Linked DNA regions of Homo sapiens: all the other regions are linked to region 3. Evidence: chromatin contacts called from ENCODE Hi-C or POLR2A ChIA-PET data. All regions are on one chromosome and are shown on one strand. The core of a region is the stretch at or near the end of the contact, and the rest is flanking DNA. Distances in the headings are between cores, read along the strand shown.

What was found. Hi-C counts contacts between places; a loop is a spot of excess contacts on that map. ChIA-PET counts read pairs that join two places held with the same protein, here RNA polymerase II (POLR2A). Pooled maps may share reads with other maps.
Region 1: a map of natural killer cell shows a loop between it and region 3 (11-fold over the local background). The contact joins the promoter of ANKRD44 here to the promoter of SLC39A10 in region 3. A Hi-C loop is called at or near these places in 1 of 168 maps with a recorded cell type or tissue (natural killer cell) and 10 of 50 pooled maps. POLR2A ChIA-PET finds 5 or more read pairs at or near these places in 1 of 52 experiments (B cell).
Region 2: a loop to region 3 is called in a map of CD4-positive, alpha-beta memory T cell, with 9 times the contacts of the local background. The contact joins the promoter of COQ10B here to the promoter of SLC39A10 in region 3. A Hi-C loop is called at or near these places in 1 of 168 maps with a recorded cell type or tissue (CD4-positive, alpha-beta memory T cell), 1 of 37 single-sample maps with no recorded cell type and 11 of 50 pooled maps. POLR2A ChIA-PET finds 5 or more read pairs at or near these places in 2 of 52 experiments (AG04450 and activated CD8-positive, alpha-beta memory T cell).
Region 4: a pooled map shows a loop between it and region 3 (4-fold over the local background). The contact joins the enhancer-like site here to the promoter of SLC39A10 in region 3. A Hi-C loop is called at or near these places in 1 of 168 maps with a recorded cell type or tissue (OCI-LY7), 2 of 37 single-sample maps with no recorded cell type and 4 of 50 pooled maps. POLR2A ChIA-PET finds 5 or more read pairs at or near these places in 1 of 52 experiments (T-cell).
Region 5: a loop to region 3 is called in a map of CD8-positive, alpha-beta T cell, with 6 times the contacts of the local background. The contact joins the promoter of SF3B1 here to the promoter of SLC39A10 in region 3. A Hi-C loop is called at or near these places in 2 of 168 maps with a recorded cell type or tissue (CD8-positive, alpha-beta T cell and OCI-LY7) and 15 of 50 pooled maps.
Region 6: a loop to region 3 is called in a map with no recorded cell type, with 4 times the contacts of the local background. The contact joins the enhancer-like site here to the promoter of SLC39A10 in region 3. A Hi-C loop is called at or near these places in 1 of 37 single-sample maps with no recorded cell type and 2 of 50 pooled maps. POLR2A ChIA-PET finds 5 or more read pairs at or near these places in 1 of 52 experiments (H1).
Region 7: a loop to region 3 is called in a pooled map, with 5 times the contacts of the local background. The contact joins the promoter of PGAP1 here to the promoter of SLC39A10 in region 3. A Hi-C loop is called at or near these places in 1 of 37 single-sample maps with no recorded cell type and 12 of 50 pooled maps. POLR2A ChIA-PET finds 5 or more read pairs at or near these places in 1 of 52 experiments (GM12878).

What each region holds. Positions count from the first base shown.
Region 1 is chr2:197,309,513-197,312,212 of GRCh38, forward strand. It overlaps ANKRD44 (ankyrin repeat domain 44), which reads right to left and starts at 1,268. Exons shown (of 28, transcript NM_001195144.2): 1 at 1,066-1,268. The coding sequence starts at 1,092. ANKRD44-DT (ANKRD44 divergent transcript) reads left to right here and starts at 1,554. Exons shown (of 4, transcript XR_923750.3): 1 at 1,554-2,700. RefSeq lists an enhancer at 119-620 and silencers at 744-1,123, 1,174-1,493, 1,504-1,583.
Region 2 is chr2:197,452,290-197,454,989 of GRCh38, forward strand. It overlaps COQ10B (coenzyme Q10B), which reads left to right and starts at 1,263. Exons shown (of 5, transcript NM_025147.5): 1 at 1,263-1,375. The coding sequence starts at 1,272. RefSeq lists enhancers at 666-715, 796-865, 925-1,541, 986-1,465, 1,486-1,535 and 1 more.
Region 3 is chr2:195,655,832-195,658,531 of GRCh38, forward strand. It overlaps SLC39A10 (solute carrier family 39 member 10), which reads left to right and starts at 1,395. Exons shown (of 10, transcript NM_020342.3): 1 at 1,395-1,450. RefSeq lists silencers at 1,664-1,713, 1,744-1,863, 2,064-2,163.
Region 4 is chr2:194,103,469-194,106,168 of GRCh38, forward strand. No RefSeq gene overlaps it. Among named protein-coding and RNA genes, the nearest start is that of LINC01821, 240 kb to the right of the region's middle. Within about 2 kb of position 1,348, at least 3 of the 41 ENCODE cell types and tissues checked have a DNase peak (open chromatin) inside an H3K27ac peak, as active enhancers do; they include OCI-LY7, where a contact is called at or near this core.
Region 5 is chr2:197,433,695-197,436,394 of GRCh38, forward strand. It overlaps SF3B1 (splicing factor 3b subunit 1), which reads right to left and starts at 1,334. Exons shown (of 25, transcript NM_012433.4): 1 at 1,278-1,334. The coding sequence starts at 1,305. RefSeq lists enhancers at 671-1,217, 962-2,161, 1,403-1,712, 1,733-1,782.
Region 6 is chr2:197,211,484-197,214,183 of GRCh38, forward strand. All of the region lies in intron 1 of ANKRD44 (ankyrin repeat domain 44), which reads right to left. Among named protein-coding and RNA genes, the nearest start is that of ANKRD44-AS1, 15 kb to the left of the region's middle. RefSeq lists an enhancer at 1,309-1,548. Within about 2 kb of position 1,313, at least 9 of the 41 ENCODE cell types and tissues checked have a DNase peak (open chromatin) inside an H3K27ac peak, as active enhancers do.
Region 7 is chr2:196,925,444-196,928,143 of GRCh38, forward strand. PGAP1 (post-GPI attachment to proteins inositol deacylase 1) reads right to left here and starts at 1,264. Exons shown (of 27, transcript NM_024989.4): 1 at 1,027-1,264. The coding sequence starts at 1,173. RefSeq lists a silencer at 1,213-1,462.

The DNA.
Region 1 (2,700 bases), core at 18-2,517, 1.7 Mb after region 3:
ACTAACTGGAGAACGCAAGGCAGCAGATGCAACCCATGGACAAGTTTGAGGTATTTAATACCAAGGGCTGGCAAGTCTGACCCTGTAGTCAAAGTCAAGATTGCCTCTCTGCCTACCAGGACCCCAAAACAAAGTTCCTTTCACTACCCACGAATAAACGGGGGTGGGGGTAGCAAGCCGTTTCCTTTTTTCGTGGAAAGAGCTGCAAAGAGTTTTGTCATGCAACTTGGTTTGGTGCCTGTTAGTGTCAATGTAAGAGCAGCAGAGTCCGCGAAGGTGGCTGTTACCATTCCACAGACCTGCGGCGAGGACTGTCAATCCGATTCAGCAAATAACCCCACCTCTCCAAGCCAGGACTCCAGAGCTGCCCTGTGTGGTGTCTCAGCAAGGAAAGCCAACAAAGCTGGTAGACACAGGCAGACCGTAGCCCACCGCCTGTGAGTGGAGGCTCCGAGCCGACTTCACCTCCTCCTCAGAGGGACCGGCCCGATCCGAAAGGGCGGTCTCCAGGGGTCCCCATCCCGCACCACGCACACAGCCTGGCGCAACTAAAGAGGAAGTCGGATGTCACATCCAACGGATAAATAAAGACAGCCCGGCCACACAAGAGCCGCATTCTGGGCAGGACTCCTGCTAGGTTTGGGGAGGGGTCCCAGTCTGCGATCCTTTCTCCCTCTTCGTGCAGCGTCCTCCTCCCCGGGGCCCGGGCCGGCGGCGCCCACGCAACGCGGCGCGGTGCGAGTCCCGAGAGCACCTCGAGCCCCCGGCCCCCTCCCCAGCCCCGCCGGGCCCGCGGCCGCCGCACTCCCGCACGCCGGCTGCCCAGCGCCCACGGGCCCTGCCCCAGACTCGGGCGCGCAGTTCCGACGGCCCAGGGCGGGGACGGCGCGGCGGAGGGGAGCTGCCGCCGCGGGCTCTCGGAGGCACCGGCGGCCGCACACAGTCCTCCCCTTCGCCGCGAGTAAACAGCTCGCGGGCGCGCTCCAGCCGCGCCCCCATCCCCCCGCCGGGCTCCGCGCCGCCCCGCGCCCGCGCGTCCCGCCCGCCGGCGCCGCCGCCCGCTACCTGGTCGGTGAGTTTGAGCACTGCCATTCTTCCGCTCCTTCGCGCGCACACACATGCAGGTCCCCGGCCCGCAGATGTCACGCCGGGAGCCGGGGAAGCGGAAGGGATTGCCAGGAGAAGGGAAAAAATCTGGCTCCCGAATTTGACAGCCCTCCCCCTGCTCCTCCTCCGCCGCCGCCTCCTCCCGCCGAGAGGCTGACACTGGCTAGTGGGGTTTGCAGCCGAGCCCGCCCGCCTTTCCACAGGAAGTACCGGCTGCTGCCAGCCGGGCCGCCACTGACATCACCGCGCGCTGGCTCGCTCGCCGCCCGCCGCCTGGGCCGACGCTGCCTCCTGCCGCCCGCAGCCGAGCCGCGCAGCCCGGCCCCCGGCGCTGCCCCCGCGCCCGCACCGGGCCGCCGCCTGCCTTCCGCACCTGCACGCGGCGCCCGGCCGGGCCGGCCCCGGGCCCTGGGCGGATCGCGGGCCTCCCTGACGGGTCTCACACATATGGGTGGGGAAGCCCGCGGGGACACACCCCGAGGGGGCAGGAAAGGCTCTCACTCACATGCCGTCCACTTTAACCGGGGAGATGGGGTTACGCCCCCTTCCCCTAACCCAGAATCAGGTGGTGGCAGCGCCCCGAAGATCCCAGGGACCGCAATTATGATGCTCCCTTTGTTTAATGCCAGGAGGCAGCGGACACATTGTGATTCTTTACAGGGTGTTTGCCAAACATTTATGGGTGGAGGGAACAGAAGCTCTGGCCCTTCCACCTTGTTCTCCAGCCACTTTCCAGCTAAACACACACACACATATGCACACACACATACTATTGTTAAATTCAAACACCCTGGGTTTGGTTTTTGCTGGTGGGGGTGGAGTGGAGTTCCTGGAGAAGCAAAGCAGTCCTAAATCACCGAGTTGATGGGTCTTTTGGGTGTTCCCACCAGTCCTTACTGATCTCTACAAAATCCCAAGTTACCAAGCTCTTCAACAAATAGAAGACAGCTGTCAAACACCATGGGCTACAGATACAACGGGCATATTCGTAAGCATAGTAGCTGTTGATAGTTCTGGAATTTGGAGCAAACACTTATTCATTGAACAGCTATGTACTGAGTCCCTACCTTGTCAGGCACTGGCTAGGCACGGGAATAAACGGAGAGCATAAATAAGATAACCTGCTCTCAGAAGATGCCAACATAAACCGCATAGTCTCTGCTAATGAATGTAATTACAAACTGAGATAAGGGATCTCAAGGGAAAACATGCTTCTGAAGTGAACCCACAACAAAGGAATCAGACCAGACTGGTGGGTGAGGGCAGGCTTCCCTGAGAAAGTGACAGGAGTTGAGATCTGGAGAAGGGAGAATTAAGTAAGCAAGTGGAGAGGAAGTGCTCCCAGGCAGCCCCATGTGCCCCTGGCAGGCCATAGAGCAAACCTGTAGGGCAGCATTGAACAGCTTTGAAGAGCAAACTAGAGCTACAGAATTCTTTGGTCAAGACCAAACATCTGCCTCTACTGTATATTCACAAACCAAATGTCCATTCTTCCTCCCTACTCTTAGAACCTCCCCCAAAGATTCCACATGAGACAGGAGAGAAAGGAGCATTAATATCCTCACATTTACCATCCAGCCACTCTGGTTGTCG
Region 2 (2,700 bases), core at 13-2,512, 1.8 Mb after region 3:
TCTCGATCTCCTGACCTCGTGATCCGCCCGCCTCGGCCTCCCAAAGTGCTGGGATTACAGGCGTGAGCCACCGCGCCCGGCCCATTTTCTCCCAAGTAATCAGAGTTCACTTCCTCACTTCATTTTAGGCCTTTGTTCAGTGTCATCCTCTTAGAGCCCCTCCTAACCACCCTATATAAAACAGCACCCTACCATATTCCTCCCTCTTCATCTCCTTACCCTGCTGTACTGTTTAGTCTATGGGACATATAACAAGCTGCCATTGCACTATATACTAATTGGTTTCTTTCCCCCACTAGGATATAAGCTCTGTGACAGTGAAGACTTTTGCTCACTTCTCCAGCATCTAGTAGGTGCCACACAAATATCTGACTACATTTAATCAACAATCTCATTTACACCCAAACTATATTAAATAGGTAGTATTGTCATCCTCACTTTACAGTTTGCAGGAAAACTATTGGTGCACAAACCTTAAGTAAAGACCTGAAAACAAACTGAGGGAACAAGAAGTCTGGACTTGATGACTGATCACCAAAACAAGTAAATCAAAGCGAAGTCGTCTGATTAGTATGGAATAAGGGAAACCCAAATCATACGAGAACACCAATTAAAATGTGGGACACGCAGGAAGAAGGCAGACGGAACTGCTGCTGGATAACTGAGTCTTTCCTAATGACAGGACCTTATGTTGCCCTCACAATTACCCCGTGAGATAGGCAAGGCAGGCATTGTATTAGACAATCATTAACAAGCAGGACGCTGACAGCCAGGCTTCGCAGCCAGGAGTGGTGGCCTGTCTGGCTCCGCACTCACGGGTTCGGACAGTTACAGAATTAACACTCAAGCCCTGGGGCTTCCCGCAGCCCCCGGGGGGGTGGGGCTCACTGACTAGCCTCCCGGAAGCGGACCCCAGGAGAACCAGGCAGTTGGTTAATCCAGGAACAGCTCCTGCGCGGGGCGTGGACTGAGCAGTCACTGAGTATTACGCAAATTGCGCGAGCGCACGGGAAAAGCGATTGGTCGGTCAGGAGAGAGAGGTGTGTCCTGGCGGGCCCGCAGCTCCGATTGGCCGACAGGCTGACGGGAACGTTTACGGTCAGCGTGTGTCAGCGACGTGCAACCCGGAAGGGAAGAAGGGGCGTGTCAGGCTGCGCAGGCGGCCAGTCCATTGGCTGGAAGAGACCGGAGCCGGGCTCCGGGCCCGACCAGAGGAGGGCGGTGCTGCAGGGCTGGTCCGGGAGGTGACGACCGGCTTCGGAGAGTCTATCATGGCAGCTCGGACTGGTCATACGGCCTTGAGAAGGGTAGTCTCGGGATGCCGTCCGAAGTCGGCGACAGCGGCCGGGGCGCAGGCGCCCGTGCGGAATGGCAGGTAATCAACAGCGGGGGCGCTGAGACGAGAGTAGTTTTCGATTTTGGCTGCCGAGTTGGGGGACCGGAAGGATTTGGGGGTGAGGCAGAGCCGGACTCGGTGCATTTCCGTGTCTTTAGAGGAGAAGGCTTTTTTTTGCGTTTGGCATCTGAGGGACTCAAGAGCGGCGCGCATCACCTTGGGCCCAAGGCTGTGTTCGTGGCTCGTTTGCCTCGTGAGAGGCGGTGAATCATCGGCGAAGCGACTTTGGAAGCAATTTGGCCATTGGTGCCTTTGGGCTCTTCCGGTCTCCTCCCCTATGGCTTGTTGCTACTGCTGTTGGAAAGTTTTAACTTTGCGCAGAAGGGTTGCCGGCTGCTGGCTGTATGGGAGTTTGTGTTTGGCGGTGAGCCCCCTTCTCCGGTTCCTTCTACCTGCCAGATGGTCAGATGCGTTTTCCCAATTTCTGAAAGAGTGCTTTGCCCTCGCCATTTAGTGTTTACAAAACTAAATACAGCCAGCATAAGGGACTTGGATTTTTTCACTCTGCTGTAACTTACAGGTCCTGTAACCTTGAAGCATAGTCAGCTTTCGATTTTCCTGGTTGGTTCATTTTTTGGTAGGTGGGGGTGGAGATGGAGGTCGGGACACGGATACCATACTTGTACGACTTAGTTTCCTTTTACTAATAACATTGTAATATTCTTGAAAATTAAAGTTAGTGTGTTTAAAATGAATTCAGGTGTACAAAATACGAGGTGGGGAGAGAAAACACAAATCTAGTTGAGCCCCAGGACATTTAGATTAAATGAAGATCCGACCCTACTGGAAACAAGGAAATAATTTTTTTAAAAAAAGATTCAATGAAGAATTTTTAAAAACACCAACAACCTTACCAAATCCAAATCCCTTTAGACAAATGTTGGATGAGACAAACAAAATCATAAAATTACTCCTGCTTTAGGAAATAACCTCAAAAAGTAGTTTCAAGCAGAATAACGCCATCATACTTGAGATCTGTTTGTATTACTCTTATAAAATGTTGTCTTGCAAATAACACTTACTTTTGAGAAAAATACAGTTGCTTTAATGATCAAATTGAGGCTTCAGTTCCAAGATAAATACTGTTTATGATAATGAGGGCGGCAGTTTGCGTTCATTTCCAATGTTAAGCATCAGATTCTGACCTTTATTATACTTAAGTATATGAGAGAGTGGTACTGGAAGACGAGTGACAAAAAAGCTGTTCTCCATGTGGTCCAGTTGTCCAGTATTCATTTCATGGTTTAACTGTATATATGAATGTGTGTATCTTCATATCGTAGTTTAAGACATAGTATTCCTGG
Region 3 (2,700 bases), core at 145-2,644:
CAAGCACCATTTTCGTTGTTTTGGATGTTTTTTGTAGAGATACAAAACAAAAAATAACCTTCTTTCATGAAGGTATAATATGCAGGTTAGCGGGACTACCTAGCCGTCCATACTGAATGGGTTTGGAAATCCCAACTCTTTTCTCTACCTGCTCTGTGATACCAGGCAAGTTAAAGTCTTGTGTGCCTCAGTTTCCTACCTCACCGTGTTATGGTGATTAAATTAATATATATGTGGAGTACTTGACACACAGTCAAGCCTGCGATTACTGCTGTTCATGGTTTTATTTTCTCTACTAGACACCAGTAAGGCACCCCCAGAACTCGCTGTGTTAAGTAGATTCTGGTTGGATATAGAAACACAGGCACCCCAGGCGGAATGCAGATACGCCTCAACATGTGGATTAAGTAAGAGCCAGGAAGCAGAGTAATGAAGCAAAAATAAGACGTCCAGAGTCACCTTTTAAGAAAATGTGGGTTGGTGGTTGCTTAAGAGGGGAGGAGACAATTTAGATGGGATGTATGGCGTGAGCAAAGGGCAAGAATGAGCACGGTGTAGGCACAAGTCCATGGAACTGCTTGGCTGGATCGGGATTTTTTTGTCATAGAGTGTTAAGAAATAGTCGATCAGTTGAGGAGTAGAGGAGTGAAGACCTTGGAAAGTTGCCAAAAGCCTCGAGAATTTCTCTACATGTGTGACATGTTCTCAGGACTCAACTTTTTCTTTTAGGTTTGGAAGACCCGCAGTAAGTGTGCTTTAGAATTAAATGGGTGGGAAGGGGAGCTAGGCAAAACACCTCGCACTTAGCACTAAATAAAGTTCGCTGTTGCCCTAAGAGACTGAAAAGGTTACTTTAACAAAGGGGGCGGGGTTAACTTAACGTAGATGTTTAACTCGTATACAGATGAACATTCCAGTTGATCACTCTGAAGCTTTTTGGCTAAAGCGTTTGGGTTTAGAGCTTCCATTACTCATTCGCCTTGCCCAAGGCCTCAGCAACCGACGTTCGAAAGCCAGGAGAAAAGGCGAATGATAAAGGGCGCTCCACGCATGCGTTAAGAAGCCGCCCCAACTCCCCCGCGGCGTTCTTTCTTGGAACAAAACTAGCGCGGAGCCACGGAACTCCGCAGTTTGCGTAGACTTGAATTTCCTATTCCTCGGACGATCCATGTGGAATCCGTGAGTAGTGCGACTCCTTTACGCAACTGGCGTTATCCGAAGTGAATAGCTAGGTGGCGCGTGTACGCCCATAGCGTAGCACCCATAGGCGGACGGGGTGCGGCTGCGCAGGGAGCTGAGTGGACCTTGTACGCCGCAAGCGTAGCAGGGTGTCAGACGCGCCGGTTTCTGCGACGCAGTTAGCGCAGTCTGCTTTGGTGAATACACGATTTGGTGCAGCCGGGGTTTGGTACCGAGCGGAGAGGAGATGCACACGGCACTCGAGTGTGAGGTAACTATAAAACCCCGATTTGTTTACATTCCCTCCCCCAGAACCGGCCCCGTGCGCGGCGGAGACTGCGAGTCCCGGGACGGCGTGGGGGTAGAAAGGGAGAACAGAACCGGGGAGTCGGGGCTGGTTCCCTCGGGGATGCGGGCGCTGGGGTTCCCGCAGCTGCTGCAGTCGGCGGCGGCCAGCCGAAGCAGAGCGCGTGGTGGGCAGAGTGTTGGGCGCCGCGGCTCCTCGTGTGCGGTCTGGGCTGCTGCGGGCCGCGGGATCGGGAGCCGGCGGCATCCACTTCGCGTGCGGAGCCTCGCGCCCCCCTCACCTTCCTGTGGAGGTTGGCGGAGCCTCGCGGGCCGCGCCCGGGGTGGGGGAGTGACCGCTGGGCGGGTGGCGGCGGTTAGGGGGCTGCGCGCCGGCCGCGGATGGCGTCGCAGGCGCGGGCGGGCGAGGCTTTGGGGATCTGTAGGCAGGTCTTCGGGGGCTTGGCGACCAGCGCCCCGGTTTTTTCTTCTCCAGTCCTTCTCTCTGGTCTGTAATGGGGCGAGGGGACCCCGGGATGGAGCCTCGGCACCGCTGTTCCGGACCGAGGCTAACGGACGGCGGCGCCTCTGCTCCTACTAGTTTTCTCCCGGACCAACCGAAAAGCCGAGGCGGAGCGCGGGGGTGTGAAGATCTCGGCCTGCTGGGGGTCCCTGGAGCTGAGGGTGAGGGTGGGGCCGGGTCGGTGGGACAGGCCGGGTGGGCCGGAGGTGGCGCGGCCGCACGGCTTTGTTCCGGAAAGCCCTTAGGTGGAGAGCGATGTGGGGCGCGGCAGGGGGATCGCGTAGAGGAACCTTCGCGCACCGCCTCTCCGGGTCTGGGAATCTGCTGAACTCCTTGCCTCTCCTGGGGTCCCTCGAACGCCCCAGCTAAGAAGGGCGGGGGCCTTGCCAGGGCGCGAGCAACATGACGTTCAAGGTCTTCCTGTGGCTTCTGTAAAGAAATGTTCACGTGGGAGCCTGTCCACATGGGCTGTACTAAGGATCTGGCACGAGGAAGAAATATCACTGCAGAACCTGAAGCCCTCCGTTGGAAGGGTCGTTCACTCGAGTACCTATTCTAAGTAACAGTGACACAAAACACATGTTAGAAAAAAACAAAAAGTATGGTAGGTTATACTGTTTTTTAAAAGAAACTTTTATTTATGCCTTTTGCTGTTAAGTCCTCTAATTTTACATTGGAACTGAGTCATTCTTGGAGCAAAACTAGAATAGGTT
Region 4 (2,700 bases), core at 98-2,597, 1.6 Mb before region 3:
ACAATTCCCAACTTTATAGACAAGTAACGTGGGACCTTTAGCAACTAGAGGTTGTCTTAGATTCTAAGACCTCACCCCACTTGGGGCTTGGTCATAAGCACAGAAATGGAAACTAGGATTTTAACAAATTTCACAGTGGTTTCAAGACTGTGGTCTTAGTTTCTGTGAGATAGGCCACTGGCCCATAGATTCCCTGCTGGAACCAATGCGATCATGGAAAGGGTCATGCCTAATCACTGCAGCATGTTCTTGCCCAACTCTTATGCGCCCCACCAACCACTCAGCTAAGAAAATAGAAATTAAACAACCCAAATATTCAAGCTCCAAAGCAGTGACTTATTACCAGGGGTGCAGCAGAACAAGCAGAGGGTAGTAGCACTAACCACCTGTAGCATCCCAGGAACAAGGACCATATTGATCTCAAGATGGCACTGACAGTTTTGGCATCCTCTCTGAGGGTGCAGATGGCTGGCTGAAGTTGTGCTGGGAGGGACAGTTCTGAATTTATGATCAGGCTTTTCTTGGGCCTTTAAATCCAGTAGCTTGTTTGAAGAAGAATGCAAAGACTTGAATGGGGTCTCATAGCATCATTTGAACAAGAAGGATGTGATTGTGGCATCATGTATTTATAGCCTTTCCACCCTCCCCGCCTCAGAAATGGCTTTCATTCCACTTACCACTGAGGGCAGGGCGGGTTTGCTACATCAGAACCAGGGACCCACATTTGACAGATGTTTTTAAATATAGACCTAACTCACTTTAAGTGAACTGTTTTGGATCAACTATTGCTCTATATTGCTTTCCTAACACCAAACAAAAGCTGAAGACTGATAATGAACTTTTTAAAATCAATTTTCTTAACTCAATGTATTAAAAACTAAATATTTCTAAATTTCTCATGATCACACTTGCTTGAGGCTGCTACAGCTTTGTTGCTTTGAAGTATGCCTGGCCTGAATTCTAAGTAATGACTCCACAAGACAGATTGCTTCATCTGGCATATTTTCATCTATATTTGGAGTTGATTTCTTACATGGATGATGTAAGAGTTACATAAAATAATGTACATAAAGTGCTTAGCACAATGACCTGCATATAGTAAATGGTCATTACATGTTTCATAAATGATAATTGAAAGAGATTATTTAGGAAATATCTCTGGACATGCATTGATATAAATTTTAATATGTTTGTACAGAAAAAGCCTACACCTGGTACTTTCACTCTAAAAAGTTCTCTCTGCAAGCTGAAGAAAGTAGTTACCAGTTTTTGCTGTAGATAGCTGGCAATCCTGAGAGTGTATTTGGTCAAATGTGGTGCCTGATGTCTGTGCCCTCTGTGAGTGAAGGCACACTGAAGAGCATTTTTCACTTCTCTAAACCTCAGAAAGTCCTGACTGGGCTGTCAAAATGGTCTTTAATAAAAGGGGAAGTGGCAGGATTGTGTATATGTAGCCTAATAGAGCATTTTATCTTACAGCACTCAAAGTGTTTCACAATAAATCCTTTCTCATCATGTAACAACAAACCTATGTAGTTCCCTGTAGTTCAACAAAAAGAAGCCAAATAACAGGCTTCATTTTTAAAAGTATAGGTTGTATCTGGTAGGATTTTCAGCCTATAGGAAACTCATGTTTGATTTGTTGAGTCAGACTTGCTTGGAAATATTTTGAGATTTTCTCACAGAGTTATCTGAATAAATTATCTCTTATTAATGCCATTGACTTTAGGACAAAACAACTTTATATACTGTTAAAACTTTACACAATACACATAATTGGCATATGCTCTCTAAAAGTTTTATTCCTAGAGCTAAGATTTACAAAACTACAACCTTGGTTAGAAGCAAACTTGTTTTGTTTTGTTTTAGACCGTGGGCAATATAACTATTTGGGGTACATTAATTATAAATATTTAATAGTAAAAGATAAATTATGAGATAACAGACAAGTAACCTAAAAGGGCAAAGCTAAGATTAAGAGGTAAAAATTTTTATTTTCTCATTGAAAAACAAGAAATGCAAAGGAGTCTACATGCTAGGACAAAAAAAGGTTTATCTGCTTCTCTTTCATTTCCTCCTACTTTTTGTTTCTATCCATATTTAAAAACACTAAAAATAAAGGTAAGGAGTTTCACTTTTAGAATTATCTAGCTACTAGCACCAATAATACTAACCTAGAGCTGGGAACAGTGGTTCATGCCCATAATCCCAATGCTTTGGCGGGCCAAGGCAGGAGGATTGCTTGAGCCCAGGAATTTGAGGCTACAGTGAGCTATGACCATACCACTTCCAGCCTGGGTGAAAGAGTGAGACCCTGTCTCTAAAAAAAAAATTAAAAATATATTAGTCTAATATATTCCCTTTAATTATGCACTTCATGTAAGATACTATTTTTCAACTGAAAACTGGAGGTCCTATAAAAAATATTTACCTGTCAAAAATGTCAGGCACACCTATCACAGTCAGAATTTGGTTAGATAGCCAGCAGCCAGTTGTACATTTAGCAGCTAGTATTTTGCTTTTGTCTCTAATTTTCATTGGTATTATCATGTATCTGATATGATGTCCTTACCTTTTTCTCTGGCTATATTTTCACTTGTTTTCACACAACCTTCTCAAGCCTCTCTAGTTATCAACCTTTTCTTTCTATCATTTTTTTTATTTTATTTTTGAGACGGAGTCTCACTCTGCCACCCAGGC
Region 5 (2,700 bases), core at 84-2,583, 1.8 Mb after region 3:
ATTCACATTCTGGTCCTAATCCAACCTTTCCAGATTCATTTATTTCTTCTCTACTTGCACCCTCTGTTCCTGCTACAGTGGACTACTACTCAAACACACCTTTCACGATTCAATACCTTGTTACAAGATGTTCTCAGGCTCAGATGTCCTTCCCGATTTAAAACTGACTGATCCTTTTAAAACACGGTCATGTAACCTCCTCAGTGAAACAACCCTAAACATAATCATTCCGTTACCCAGGTTCCCAGAACATGCTGCTTTTTCTTCTACTTAAGCATGCATCTGGCCTCATGAGAGAATGAGAACATACACATCTGTTTCTCCTATCAGACTGTAAAATTTTGGATGGCCTCAGTCTCTTACCTCTCACAGACTAATACCGAGCCAAATACCCAGAAAGAACATATGAAACAAAAGTGACTTAGAAGTCTCGTTCTCAGTGAAAATCTCGGATTCCAAGTCAGAAATCAAAGAATGCAGTTCCAACTTCTCATGCCTCGTCTTTTCTGAAAAGTGATCCCATTTTCTGTCATCTCTGGATACTTCCTAATGAACTCCAGTCTATTCCCAACGTTTTCCTAATTTGCACACTCTGTATTCCATAAAACGATCAACTAGCTTGAAAGCTTCGGCCATTAATGAAAGTAATTTATGTTTTCCTCTTCCATCTGCTCCTCCAATAACCAGTCTCCAAAGAAAAAGATCAATATTATACTAAAAGTGACTAAGGGAGGGAAAACAACTACCAGATTTTATCCCCAAATCGTTTCGTGCAAGAAAAATAAACAAGTAACTGACGCTTGAAGACACACAAGGGTAGGAGTAACGGAATCTCGGTTTAACCAAATTCGATTCAGTCTGCCGGAAAAGCGGCTGCCGTATTTCAGTGCTTTTCTGACCCTCTTCTGCACAAACTATGGGGACGACAGTGTCGAGAGGCGAGTGAGACCTTCTCCCCACGCCCGCTTCCCCGATCCCTTGCCCACGAATCCTACTGAGGAAGCCGCTTAAACGAGGCCCTCTGGTCAGAGAAGAGAAGCTACTCTGAAGTAGCAGGTCCCAAACACTGAACAAAGCGCCTGTCGGGGGTGTAAGAGGAGGACGCCATTACGCGGGGCAGTGGCCTGCGCCGCTGGCGCGGAGGAGACGACCCTTGGCCCCGAAACGCGGGCTCAGCTCCTACGAAAGAAACCATAGAAAAAGGCAGAATCCTAGGAAAAAAGGCTTTTATTAGGCTAGCAACGAAGAAAACACGTAAGCAGGGAAAGACCGCTTACCTTCGTGAGTCTTGGCGATCTTCGCCATTTTGTCCACTCGAACACACAGACGGAACTGGCGCTCCCAAGAACTTCCGCTCGTCGCCGCCGCCACGGAGAAAAATAGCTGGGGGCTGCACTCTGCGCGTGCGCCAAACGGGAGCGCGCTCCGTCGGGTGACACGTGACAGAACTGCCACCTAGAGGGAACCGCGAGGTGCATTGTGGGTGGGGGAGGAGACACGGTTGGGCCCTGAAGTCGCCTGCGTGGTGACCCAGGAAATCCCCGAGCCGAGCCGTAAGGTCCTTAAGTGAGTAACTTTGCCCTGGAGGAAAGTGGATTCTACGAAGGGAGTTAAGAACAGACACTGAGTCCCAGCAACTCTGGAGGCTGAGGCGGGAGCATCGCTTGAGCCCAGGAGTTCGAGGCAGCCGTGAGCCGTAATCGTGTCGCGCCACTGTACTCAAGCCTCCAGACCGGGCGACAGAGCAAGACCCCGAGACCCCTCCCATTAAAAAAAAATGAACACTGTACGAAACGCTGCGGTTTCAGAGCTGGAAGAGACCTCAGACATTCAATCCCTTTTCCCAAAATTCACTGGAAGAGCTCGAGGAAAACTTTCCCTTGCAGCTGTCTCAGTCTTTACAGTGCTTAGTTACGAAGACAGTCTTAACAGTCCCATCTTTCGCCCTGTAATTCAAGGTCATTTTTCATTCTTTCTGTTTAATAATTGCAAATAATTTGGGTAGGAATTTCGTTGAGCCTCACAAATCGTTGCTGAGTTGCACAGTGACAATCTTGCCACCCTTTTAAAGCCTTTTACTTTATGGGTTCCTAGAAAACCACTCATCGTCATTATTAACATTCATTAGATGTTTCTCTTAAATCCTAGACGGTATTCCTAAATCAGGAATTTTAATAGATCAGAATACGGCAGTCTGTTTTCCTGGGCATCAATTATAATATAACCTTGTACTGTCACACTGGTCTTTGACTTCGACGATGAAAAAGAAAGAAAGGCTCAGAAAGATGGGTCCCGGAAGCAGCCGAGGAAAACAGGTAGTTATCAAGGTTAGAGCCATCACAAAGAGAGGAGTACCTCGCTATGTGATAAACCTGCAACCCAAATACTAACCATACCATGGGTCAGTATGGTCGTTTGAAGGGAGGGAAATGGTATGGGTGTATTCCTCTTGCAGGAAGACCCCATATCTACTTTGGGTAAAGTGAGGAGCCATTTTCCTGAGGCTAGCGGTAGGTGGGAGATATATGGACAATGGCACTGGACTGAGAGCTTAGATAACCTGTCCCTGGTGACTCCTGACCTGCAGCCTTGCTCCCTCTTTCCCTCTCACCAGACTCCCTCCCTTCTTCAGATCAGGTGACACAAACGATTTTTTTTCTGTTTTTTTGACACACAGTCTTGGTTTGTTGCCCAAGCTGG
Region 6 (2,700 bases), core at 63-2,562, 1.6 Mb after region 3:
ATGTCTGCCTGAAAAATACGTTTTTAACTTAACATTCACATGAATTTTACAGTCTAGTGCTGCCTTAAGATATCCATGTTCATTTCAATGGAAAAATAATGTCTTTAGTTAACTAACTTAAAAAAATTAACCATCTGTGAAATCACGCTAATCCCATGAGTACATTTCTCAGGGGTACCACCTCGAGGGGCACAAGAATCTTGGGCCAAGTCAGGGCCACACCATCCTGCTGCCCCAGGCACCATGAGATGCTCCTTCTTTTCCCAACTTGGAGGTTCCAGGTGTTCATTAGGAGATGCAGCAGGTTATAAACCATAACTCAGAGAAGAGGAATAGTGGGGGGCAGCAAGCAGGAGACGACGCAGCACAAAGAAGCCCCAAGAAAGGTGATCGACAGATCCAGACCAACAGAGCCAAAGGAACACAAGCACCTCGGGACTCCAATCACTTTGCCCTCCTCAGGTTTGTGACCAACACTCCGGTGATGAAGGGCTAGTAATCAACAGTAAGCTCATGCACGGGAATTCCCTTCACTGAGCCTCTCTCTCTCTCTCAGTCTCTCTCTCTCTCACACACACACACACACACACACCCCACAGCACCACTTTGGGGGAAGGAGAGGAGATATTGCAGAGCTAGAGTTTTGGAACTGGAACAAGGAGGGACTTTCTGGTGGATCAAAGTATGCTAGAGATCAGGCAGTACTAGAGCCAAGAGTTTGCAACCAGGCAGATAGGGATCCAGTGGGAGCACACTGGCACCAAACACGAAAGTCATCTGGCCTCTGAAACTGGCTTTTATGAGCCAGTAAGTGTGTGAGCTTAGATCATGGATAATTTTCAAAGAAACCACTTGTATCACACAGTCCCTATTCGAGAACCCAAAATGCTTCTGCACTAAATATTTGAACCCCTATGTATTTAATGGTTATCTAGTCAGTCCATTGTTGCCTAGACAAAGGCAAATTCTCAGGAATCTACCAAGACCATAAGTTTTAGAAGGGCAGGGATTCGGTCACTGTGGTCACCACTATATCCCTAACTGCTAGCACATAGTAGGCCCTCAATAAATCTCTGCTCATGATTCATTCACATTCATTCAAAATAACACATTTGTTCACCCTGCCTCTTCCACTCTCCTTTTATAGGGAGTATTAACCAAAAAGGTTATTGCAGGCTCTCACAGAAGAACTTCTACATGAGTAAAAATTCTGCATCACAGCAACTGCAGTGGTGTCATGTCAGACATGTTTTTGCTCAAAAGAATTCAGTTAACACCCACAAGGAAGGGAGGTGGACACGTACACACACAAACACACACTTCAATCAGGAACTCGGTGATCACATGCCCACGGTGAGAGAGAAAAAAGGAAACACGACCCCACAGCTTCCTCTGCATCTCATTCCAGAAAGCTTTTCACAGTGTGAACATCTCACAGAGCTGACTGGGATTCTAGTGTTTAAAGAAACATATTTTTCATACAAGTTGGCCCCTAAATGCAAGCCAACTTCTTATCTGGTGCTCAAAGAAACAGCAATGCGGCTCCAACTCTGCAGGCCAAAGTGGCTGTGTTGGCCTCCACAAGGGATAGTATACAGGCCTCCATGGTGGCACCTTCCAAAGAGATTTTCAAGAGTAATTTTGACTCTACAAGACTTCTACCTCACACATATAGGGGCTTAGCCACCCAGCGAGCTATGACCCCTCTAACACAGTCTGGTATATCACCCAAACAAGGTTAGCCTGAAGGAAGGAGAAGTTCTCAAAGGAGAGCATTATACATCTTGTTACACAAGCGGTCTATAAAGTAAGTCTGTTTAATGTAGACAATGTTATTTTTGGCATATCATCTTCCAACCAGTTTTCTGGTTTTCAAAATAATATCTACGAGGTGATTACTCCAGAGAGCCCACTTGGAATTTTTCTGATTTTTTTTCTAATTTATTTCAGCACATGTTATTTCAAGATCTCTATGAAACATATTAAACACATTTAACCTTACCTAAAATAAAACCAACTCATTAGATGATATAAAAAACATCTCATTAGCAAAGCACTGATAAATATTTTCTCTCTTCCAGCTAAGCATTGCTCATTATACACTTGAGCACTGTGCAGTCTTATCATGCCACAATTATCAGCCTCATACGCTGAGCCTAAGCATAAAACTATTATTGAGCAAATAATGGAATTGGACCTGTACACTGCTAAGCTCCTGTAGACTGGCTCATACAATCTGGCCGATTTATATAGCCAGTTTGAACCAACTGCACGTTTTCATAAACAGGCAATTCTCACACTTTTAATGATCTGATTTATTAGACCTTCTAAGTAAACAAGCTTAGAACTCTTTCTCTTTTTAAAAAGGTACATACAGCAACTTTAAGATATTATATGTGTATGTATCTTGGCAATACTACAGCACCTTTAAGAGGGTATATGTATCTTTGGGAAGATAGACTGTTTTCTAAAGCATAGTCTAGGTTTCTCTAATGCTATGTGAATTTTAGAATCACTTTAAGGCAATCAAGTCACTTTGGAGACAAAGAAAGAATAAGATGAAGGTAGCAACTGAAAAGCAACCTCAGATAAGCTATAGCTATTTTCATATTCTTTACCCCCATAATTTTTGTGGGAAATTACTATAAGGAAATGATCAGAGATGAGCACAAAGATTTATGTTCAGGGTGTATATTAGGG
Region 7 (2,700 bases), core at 14-2,513, 1.3 Mb after region 3:
GGGAATTATTACAATAGGTAGTCCATAATTAAGAGATGCACTTAGAAATAAAAGAATCATTCGGAAAAATTCTCTTAGGACAGTTGTGTAATTTGTCTGCGCCTCTTTTTACAGCTAGTCATGAATGAAATTCTAGATCCTACTATGCCGAACTAACGAAGCCATTGATTGAAAACATTCAAAATGGCATGGAAGCGGTAGGGGTGGAGAGAGAAGGGTTGGCTCTCTCTTAAACTCCGAACCCAGCGAGAAAACAAAAATAGCACCATGAAATAGATTTTGTATGCAACTATTAAGAGGCTCGGCTGCTGAGAGACATGCATAAACACAGGTATGCACACACACAGGCAAGCCCACACACGCACGGCCCCTTAACCTGCAAAATAAGAGGATCTGCAACATCTTTCCAAGAGGGGATCTAGTTTCCAATTCAATGACTCGCCAGTTTACCCATAGGCAAAACCCTGGAGTCTCTAAAAACAGCCTTGGGAACTATCTAGCCAATATACACTCTGCAGACGCTCGGTCCCTTTCTAGAAATGCGAAATCTGACGAGCAGATCACCGGGCGCGAGGGGAATTTAGGCGCGTGGGAAGCAAAGGAAGGTCCTGGGGCACGGGTTAAGGCAAGAACGCGAGAGGGATGGAGCTTCGGTTTAGGGAGAAGGGTTGAGGCTGCCTCTCTGGGCATGAGGGGGGCTGGGCCCGGCCAGTCAGAAGAGCTTGTGCCCAGGATTTGGGGCTGGGGAGGAGGCGGAGGGACAGCGGAGTAACTACGAGGACGACCACGAGGATGCTCTCGGGAAATCGTCTAACAAACACCCCACCGTGAAGAAGGGACACAAAGGGGAGGTGAGGGGGGCAGAAGGGGGATGCAGAGTCTCCCCGGGCGGAGAAAACAGAGGCGAGGACGGGACAGGGGGCCCGAGAGGCGCAGAGAGCCAAGGCAGGACGAACCCACAGAAGGAAAAAGGCACCAGGGGCCAGAGTCTTGGAGCGCCCGGCTGAGGAGAGGGCAGAACCTTACCTGATACTCCGGGTACTCAAACATGTAGCTCATACTGCACTTATTCTCCTCGAAGCCGAAGAAGACATCCCACAGCCCCAGGGTTGCCAGAAAGACCATGAAGACATAAAACGCCAGGTTCCAGAGATTAACTGAGTGAAGAAACATGGTGCCGCCACCACCGCCGCCGCCGCCGCCGCCCCCTCTACCTCCTTCTCCGCCGCGGGGCCCCAAGCCCGGACTGAGCGTGCTAGACACTGTCCGACCGCCACCCCCGGAGCCGAGCCCCAGCCGCGCGCGCCTGCGCTGATGCCCGGCCTGCCCGTTCGCCAGCCGCGCAGTGCGCCTGCGCGCACCAGGTCCGCGGCGCCTCTGGCCTGGCGACTCCCAGAGCCGAGGGAGGAGTAGGTGTTGCAGCGCGAGCGCGGATCTACGGGAAAGAGAAAGAGGGAGAAAGCAGGGTGGGCTGGGCTGGAGGGTGAGGGGAAAGAAGGGAAGTGGGGAGAGAAAGACGCGAGGAGTGGCTGGCGGGAGGGAAAGAAGAGAGAGAGAGGAAGCATCCAGAGGGGGATGGGCGGAGCGCGGGAGCCCTGGAGACGAGCCGGGGGATTGGGCAGGAGGCGGGTGTCAGATGGGTGAATCTGGGGAGGGGACTAGAGCCCAGAGTCCAGAGGCGATTAAGGACCGAGAGCGGACCGAGAGAGGGGAGGAGGACTTAAAAGCCCAGGGGTCATCAGCTGTCACCTCGCAAACGCCTCTCCCTGCGGCAGTTTAAAAACGCTTCCCGTTCAATTTTGAAAAGACTCAGGCCTCCGCAATTTCGGTTTTCCCAACGGTAGTAGAGCACACTCACAGCTCTCTGGAGCAGTTAGCTTGAAGAGGGAACAAATGGCTTTATTTTCCCTCTTCTACCGCCTACTTGGGCCCAGTAGGTAACAGCGCTTAAAAGCACCGGCTCATTAAAAAAAAAAAAAAAAAAAAAAAAAAAAACACCCGCAAGCCGACGAGATTCTGCTCTTGGTATCAGATGAAAGCCTGAATCACAAAAAGCATCGTTAGTCCTTAAAATATGTTACCAAAATATCTATTAGCACTGACGTCCCCAACAGGTATCTGCGTAATCAGTTTGACGCTGACTCGCCTTGCTCTCCAGAACCTCCATCTCTTGGGGAATGGGTTCCACGTTAACTGGAGGAGGCAATTTCGTCCAGCTTCCATTCAAACTCGCAAATGACTTAATTCGTTTTGAAGAATTTCGGTTCTGTTTTGTACAAAGGAGGAGTTTTTAAAAAAAGCTCGAAATCAATCACTTGTAGCAGCTTCAAAACACTAGAATGTTAGGAAAAAGACATCACTCTTTAAAGCTGACTCAACAGTAGACGGTGTGTGTGTGCGTGTGTGTGTAGTAACCACAGGATTCTTAGAATGGTCTTTGGCACTAAATGAATTTCATTGAACTTGGGCTGATTTTCTGGTATATTTTCTGTGCAGAGGAAGTTTGGCTACAATACATAAAATCAAAGAATTTTAAAACCAAAAGGAAGCTTATAGTTTATCTTGTACAACACCCTGATGTTCAGATTACGAAACTATGAAGAAGAAGTGGAGTGATCCTGAAAATCAAGATAGTCTTTACCCTGCACAGAAACAGTTGCAAGTCTAAACAAACACAGCTAGCTACGGAATGTGGAGTAT